2 separate regions of the Homo sapiens genome follow, and region 1 is linked to region 2. The links are chromatin contacts, found by Hi-C in ENCODE. All regions are on one chromosome and are shown on one strand. The core of a region is the stretch at or near the end of the contact, and the rest is flanking DNA. Distances in the headings are between cores, read along the strand shown.

Region 1 (3,383 bases), core at 190-2,689, 400 kb after region 2:
TAAAACTGTTCCTTCTCATGTATATACAGTACCTAACACAAATCTCTGCAAATGACAGCCAACCCAGAAATGTTTGTGAAAAGAAAGTAGAAAAGCTGTAAAGAAAGATTAAATGAGTGGAAGGGAAGAAAAGAGAATTAATCCTGGCAAAACTCTCTTTATATCAGCAAGACCTTTTTTATTTTCATAATACACACTCTGCACAACAACCACCCAGGTATCTACTTGAATGTCCTGCAGACTCCTCAGTTCAACATGTCCATAACTGAACTCACCATAACACTGATTTTTAACCCAACCTTCAAGACCTCCTCCTACTGTATATCCTCTTCGTTAATACTACCACAAGCCAACACTGTTCCCCAAGCCAGAAACTAAGAGTAACCCTCCGCTCTTCTCTCTTCCTCACCAACCTATTCATTCATAAATTAGTTCACTCAATAAATATTCATTAAGAGCCTTTTATACACCTGACTTTGTTCTTCAAGTTGAGGACATGCATTTTGGACATCTCACCCTGAGAAGAACTTTTCTTATTTAAGAACCCAACTATTATAATCTTGATTCACTAGGCACCAACCTATCATGTGAGGCATGTTCCAGACTCGAGAACAAAGGCTGAGAACTTCATTGCACGGCTTAATTTTCCATTCATAAAGGATGAGTCAAGGATGACTCACCTGATAACTATTTCTATTAAGTTGCCATGTCTAGCTGAGAGAAATATCTCCATTCACAAAATTCTTCCCTCTTCTTTCTTACCACTGCAGTAGAGAGACAATATGTATTTAATCAGGTGTCTCAATTGTGTGAAACTCAACAACTCAAGTAGAGATGGAGTTTGGCATGGATCAAGAGGATTTGTGATGCCTGGGGGTAGGTCATTCGCATATATGCATGAAGTCATGGAACACATTGACCCAGCTGAAGGATGGGAGAATGTACCTTAGACCCAGAAATTTTACTTTCTGGCAATGTCAATGTCAAACTCTAGACAATGGAAATGGTAACAGAATGAGATATCACAAAGTATTCAGCTTTATAAGCATTTTATGAGAGGTTATTATGGACAAAGCAAACACAGACACTCATTAGGTTAGAAATGTCTAACTCTCCAAAGACTTATACATGTAAAATTTAATTTTGATTCATCCCCCAACTTCCTCTGACCACTCTGAAATCCCCCATCCCCCCACACTCTCATGCCTTTCCTCCAGCTTCAGACAGCAACCAAGAAGGAAACTGGTACAAATATCTGTCTGACCTGATATTTATTTCTAAATATTCCCTTTTCCATTGCCTTTCCCCATTCATGGTAGGGAATTTCACATCAAACAAGACATTTCTCCATTTGTAAATCCATCATTACACATGTCCTCATCCTCCTTTTTCTCTTATTTTTTCTTCCTCCCTTTTCCTCTCTTACTCTCTCTCCCAGTTCCTGTGGTCTGAATGTGAGCCAAAAACAACCTTAATCAAGGTTAAGATGAGTAATGCTTGGGCTACACTTCAAGAAAAATCAAAGTGTTTCATGACATCTACTGATGTCCAGAGATTGTAAAATTCTTTATCAACTTTCTTCTCCTCCTCTAATACATTTTCTTGTTATCAACCATCAATATTCAAGATGCCCCAGAAATGCCTTTATCATATTCAATACTAACATTTGGTATACTATTTATGAATATTGAAACTTTATATTTTTATTGTGAATATACAACATTTCAGCCACATTGAGTGATATAGGCTTTTATGGGGACACAAACACCATTAAGAATATTATTACTAAGAAAAGTGTCAATGACAGTGTCCAACCATCAAACCCAAAACATCTTTGGAAATCCAGTCTGCAAATTGGGACTTCCAGATTTGGAAGTGTCTTTGTTTCCTAGGTCTACAGGTTTCTGTAGTTTTCATACACAAGTCACTAACCAGGTATTGGGAGAAGAAGCACTGACACCTTCATAGGTGGCAAGTCTATGCAGATATTGTGCCTGTGAGTGTGTGTGCATGTAGGAAGAGATGAGGGTGCTGAAGAGATGGTTACTTTCTGTCCCCCAAACCCATCTCCTTGGCCACATAGGAGTGGGTATGTTGGAGATATTCTTCAAGCTGGTCCAACAGAGCCCCAAAGGCAGAAGGAGACCAGCTGTTGGGGAGGGAAGTCCTCCTGTCCAGAGGCTCCCAACAGCATGGAATGCCAATATGACAGCCAAGGTGGGGTTCCTCCAGGGGAGAGCTGGGTAACAGAATAGGCTCCACCAGATTTTCAGTTCCCCAGATTCCCACAGCCAAGGTTATGCATTTCCGGTCCCTGAGCTGGGACATGTTGGAAATCAAAGCCCATGTACTTTTTATGATCTTCTGGACCAAAGGTTCTTCTGATTCAACCAACTCTTTTGTAATCACTCATTTACCTTAATCTCTTCTCGGTTTACAGCCAAATCACACCATTTACTTGTAAGAAACATCTTTCTGTAATCATACTTAGCTCTCCCTATTTTTCTCTCTTTCCCTTTCTACTTCCAGTAGGAACCTTAGGCACCAGGTAGGCCCTACATTGGCACTATATCCCTATTTATAGATGAAGAAATTGAAGAGTATAGAGTTTAAATAACTGGTTTCACAGGTAATAAGCATTGTAGTGAGATTTGAATCTAAGTCTGCTGACTCCAGAGCGGAGCTCTTAACTATCATGTTACATAACCTCTCCAACAAGGAAAGAGAACAGTGCTATAATCATAGCATGTACCTTATAGGGTCATTGAGGGGATTAAATTAAATAATTTAGGTTCAGTATGTGGCACATAGTTAGATGTAACAAATGTTGGAGATAGTGTGATAATGAACATGATAATGACAATGATGAGAAAGGAGGATGAGGAGGAAGAGGAGGACAAGTATAAGGAGGAAGAGAAACAATAAGTTTCACCTGTCTGCTTCTGTTAATAGTGATCCCCATGTGCTTATCATGGAAGGTAGGTAGTCTTCATGGTGGGAGGGAGCAGAGTTAGAAGGCGATTGGAGAATGCATTATAATTTGGAGAAAATCTTGGCCTATATAGAATTTGAAGAAGAGTTTACCTTTTGAGCTTGTGGGTGACACATTGCTTACCTCCTTGCTTCCAATAGGCATGTGAATGTTTTATTTATTCCCCCAAGACTGCAAGTGGACTGATCTTGGGTCCATTTCCTTATCCTGGAAGTCATGCAAGTGATTACAGAGGATGGTGAGATGTGAAAGCGGAGGAGGCTGGGAAGACCTGGGGACAGTGCTCTGATACTGATAACGGGTCTTCTCCTCATCCAGATCTTAATCTTAGACAGTCTTGAGGCTAATTGGCTGTGTTCTAAATGCCATTCTGTTGATCCCAAACATTAGG
Region 2 (3,183 bases), core at 353-2,852:
CCGCCTCCCTCAAGTGATTCTCCTGTTTCAGCCTCCTGAGTAGCTGGGATGACAGGCACGTGCCACCATGCCCAGCTAAATTTTGTATTTTTAGTAGAAACGGGGTTTCACCATGTTGGCCAGGCTGGTCTCGAACTCCTGACCTCAAGTGATCCACTGCCTTGGCCTCCCAAAGTGCTGGGATTACAGGCATGAGCTACTGCGCCTGGCACCCAGCCTGCTTTCTATTGTTTAAGATGCAGAAATGACGTATGAAAGCGGGGCAGCCACTTTACAGGTTTCCCCAAGCTCCTGCCTCCCCTGAAATTTGGCTCCTTTGAGTCCTAATGGTTCTCGGACCCCATGCCCTCAGAAGCCTTCCCTACTTGCTTCAGGCGCCTCCCTTCTGAGGTCACAGCTCTGAGGCCAGGATCCTCTGTAACCGCCTTCTCCCCACGAGGCAGCCTGATTGCGTGGCCCCTTGAAAGCAATTAAGCCTGTGGTTTTCAAACTGTGGTCTCCAGACCATCAGCATCACCTGGAAACTCGTTAGAAAGGCACATTCTTGGGCCCACCCCATACCTCTGTGTTAATAAACCCTCCCGCTGATTCTAATGCGTGCTCCAGGCTGAACAAGAAGGTCCTCAGTGAAGGAATCAATTCTGCCGAACTACCGCTTGGGGACAGCACAGGACCACAAGGTAACCATGGCTGATGAAAAGCACCCGCAAATTGCAAAAGCCTCTCACTGCCCTTCCGGCCTCCAGTGTTGCTGTAAGCCCCCTTCAGTTCTCCCCACATACCCTGCATGACCTCTGGAAACCTCATACCTGATGGTGTCACTGGTTCAGAATTCTTCAGCAGCTCCCTAGGACATGAAAGGTCCTTCATTTGCTGAGCAGTATCTCCTGCCAGGTGCATCTTGCACGGGCTCCTCTCTCTCTGTCTCTGTACGTTCCCTGGGGTCGGACCCACCTGGGTTCGAATTTCAGCCCTGCCATTTACCGTCTGGGCGTGATGTGGGCAAGATACATCATTTTGAGCCCCTCATCTATGAAATGGGAGCAGTTAATAAGACTTTTCTCATGGGGCGGTTATGAGAGTCGGAGACCTCATGTATAAAGAGATTTTAGCCTAGGATCATGCAAACAGTAGGTGCCTGATATGCAGCAACTCTGCTTCCCCATCTGCACTGCCAAGTGCAAGAGGCAGTTGCCCACAGGCCCATCTCCGTGCCGGGTGTAGTAGGTGCTGTCTGAGTCCCACCAATCCTCTGACTTCGTGGCTTCCATCTGCCAGAACCTGTGTGTCTTTGCCTGGGGCTTTCTCTGGCTGCTGGTATCCACTGTGGTACCAGGGCCATAAATCTCTGTAAATTGGGGATGATAATAATGCCTACCTCATGGCACTGTTGGGAGGCCTTGTTAGTACCCTGCGTAGAAGGGGGCCTCAGATGTTGGGGTGCTGTTGGGGTGCTGTCTCTGTAACTCGCCTACCCACAGGAGTAGCCGTATCAGGAATACTGGGCAGTAGATGAAAGACGTGGGCCTGGCTCACATGGTGGCTCTCTGCTCTGCCACCCAGGCCGGCACCTGAGACGCCTGAATTGATGTCATAGGATGTAAGAGGACACCAGGAGCCTGGGGCTGCCAGTAACCCTGGCACCTTGGCAGGGCAGTGAGTTCTTCATAGCCTCTGAGAACCTGGACCATCTCAAGCTGGGGACCTGGAGGTGACTCAGCCCCTCAGCCTGCAGCCTGCAGGGCCAGAGGGACCTGCACTTTCCTGGGTGGGTGGGTGAGGGGCATAGACCTTGTCCAAAGTCACTGTCATCAGGACCCCACTCTTTCTTGTGGTTGCTTCCTGGGGGTTTCTCTGCCCTTTATCTTCATGTTCTGTGTGGGGCTAATCTGGCCCTTGGATGCAGTAGGCATTTATCTATGTGACTTGATGTAAGGGGCTCCAAAAATGCCCCCCGCCCAACCAGCCTAAATATCTCCCTGCCAGACTGTCATACTGTCTGTGCATGAAACCCCTGGCTTCAGCATTGCCCTCTCCCATTTCCTCGTATTGAAATAGGTGGCAAGCTGCAGTCAGGACTGGCAAAGAGCCCTGTGCAAAATGAAAATGGAGGGCTCCTCGTCCAAAAGTTAGGAAGAATTTCAAGGCAACAACAGAAGAGAATTCAACTAAGCACGGGGCCCTGCACTGCTGCACAGGCTGTGCACTCTTGAAGCCAGCTCTGCCTGCAGCCTGAGCTCTTAGCGAGACAGGATCACCTCCTTTCCTTGCACCAGTGAGGAGCCCTGGAGCTGCCCAGATCAAGGACACAAAGACAAAACGAGCCTCTTTACTCAGCTCAGGACAATTGTTGTTTTCGGAGATGGGTGAAGCTCAGGGCCCTCTGTCCAGCTGGCCTAACTTCAGGGCCTCCTGAAATTCCTCTGGGTTCTCCAGGCCCCTGGAGTCCTGGCAGTTGATGGGGCATTTTCTGCCTATGGCCTGGCTGGCCCTGAGCTTGTCCTTACTCTATTGCAGTGTTTGCCTTGCCTGCTGAGGGACTCGCTCTGGCATGTGGGCCTGATCCTGAGGGGTCCTTTTCCTGTTTCCTGAACAACCACCAGATCTTTGGATTTAGCTCCTAGCAGCCCCAGGAGCACCCCCAGACAGACTTCCCGTGCTTGGGGCTGTTCTAGGCTCTCCAGATCCACTGTCTTCTCCATCGCCCTGTGCCCCACAAGGCTGAGCTGGGTGGCTGCCTCTGTGGGCTACCTGTGCTTTTGCTTCTGGTTGGGTATGACCAATGGAAGAGAGGGAGGAGTGAGAGAGGTGGGCATTTACCCGCCAGCTCCCTCCTGGGGCTGCTGTAGCCTGGCTGTGTCCCTGCCCCAGGTGCCAGCTGCTTGTCAGGCAGCTCTCCCCGCTCAGCCCTTTCTGCCTCTGGGTTCTAACCCTCCCCGCTAGCAGCTCCCTCCCCTTGGACTGCCAGGCCTTGGGTGGTCACAGATTCCAGCTGTCACTACTGTTCCCTCCCTTGAGATCTCCCAATACCCTGACCATCCTTTGTGAATGGTTCCTTTATTAAACTCTCCCAGAATTATCCGAATTTGAATTTGTAACTATTTCCTTCCGGGTCCCTGACTGGTAGAAAGATCTTTGCTCTATGTTGTACCCCTGATCTATCTTTGTAGCCCTCAATCCCTT

The links. Hi-C counts contacts between places; a loop is a spot of excess contacts on that map. Pooled maps may share reads with other maps.
Region 1: a loop to region 2 is called in a pooled map, with 6 times the contacts of the local background. The contact joins two enhancer-like sites. A Hi-C loop is called at or near these places in 1 of 168 maps with a recorded cell type or tissue (endothelial cell of umbilical vein), 2 of 37 single-sample maps with no recorded cell type and 14 of 50 pooled maps.

The regions. Positions count from the first base shown.
Region 1 is chr20:4,512,437-4,515,819 of GRCh38, forward strand. No RefSeq gene overlaps it. Among named protein-coding and RNA genes, the nearest start is that of PRNP, 170 kb to the right of the region's middle. Within about 2 kb of position 1,440, at least 5 of the 41 ENCODE cell types and tissues checked have a DNase peak (open chromatin) inside an H3K27ac peak, as active enhancers do.
Region 2 is chr20:4,108,154-4,111,336 of GRCh38, forward strand. No RefSeq gene overlaps it. Among named protein-coding and RNA genes, the nearest start is that of SMOX, 39 kb to the right of the region's middle. RefSeq lists enhancers at 706-1,258, 1,259-1,810, 2,144-2,708. Within about 2 kb of position 1,603, at least 3 of the 41 ENCODE cell types and tissues checked have a DNase peak (open chromatin) inside an H3K27ac peak, as active enhancers do.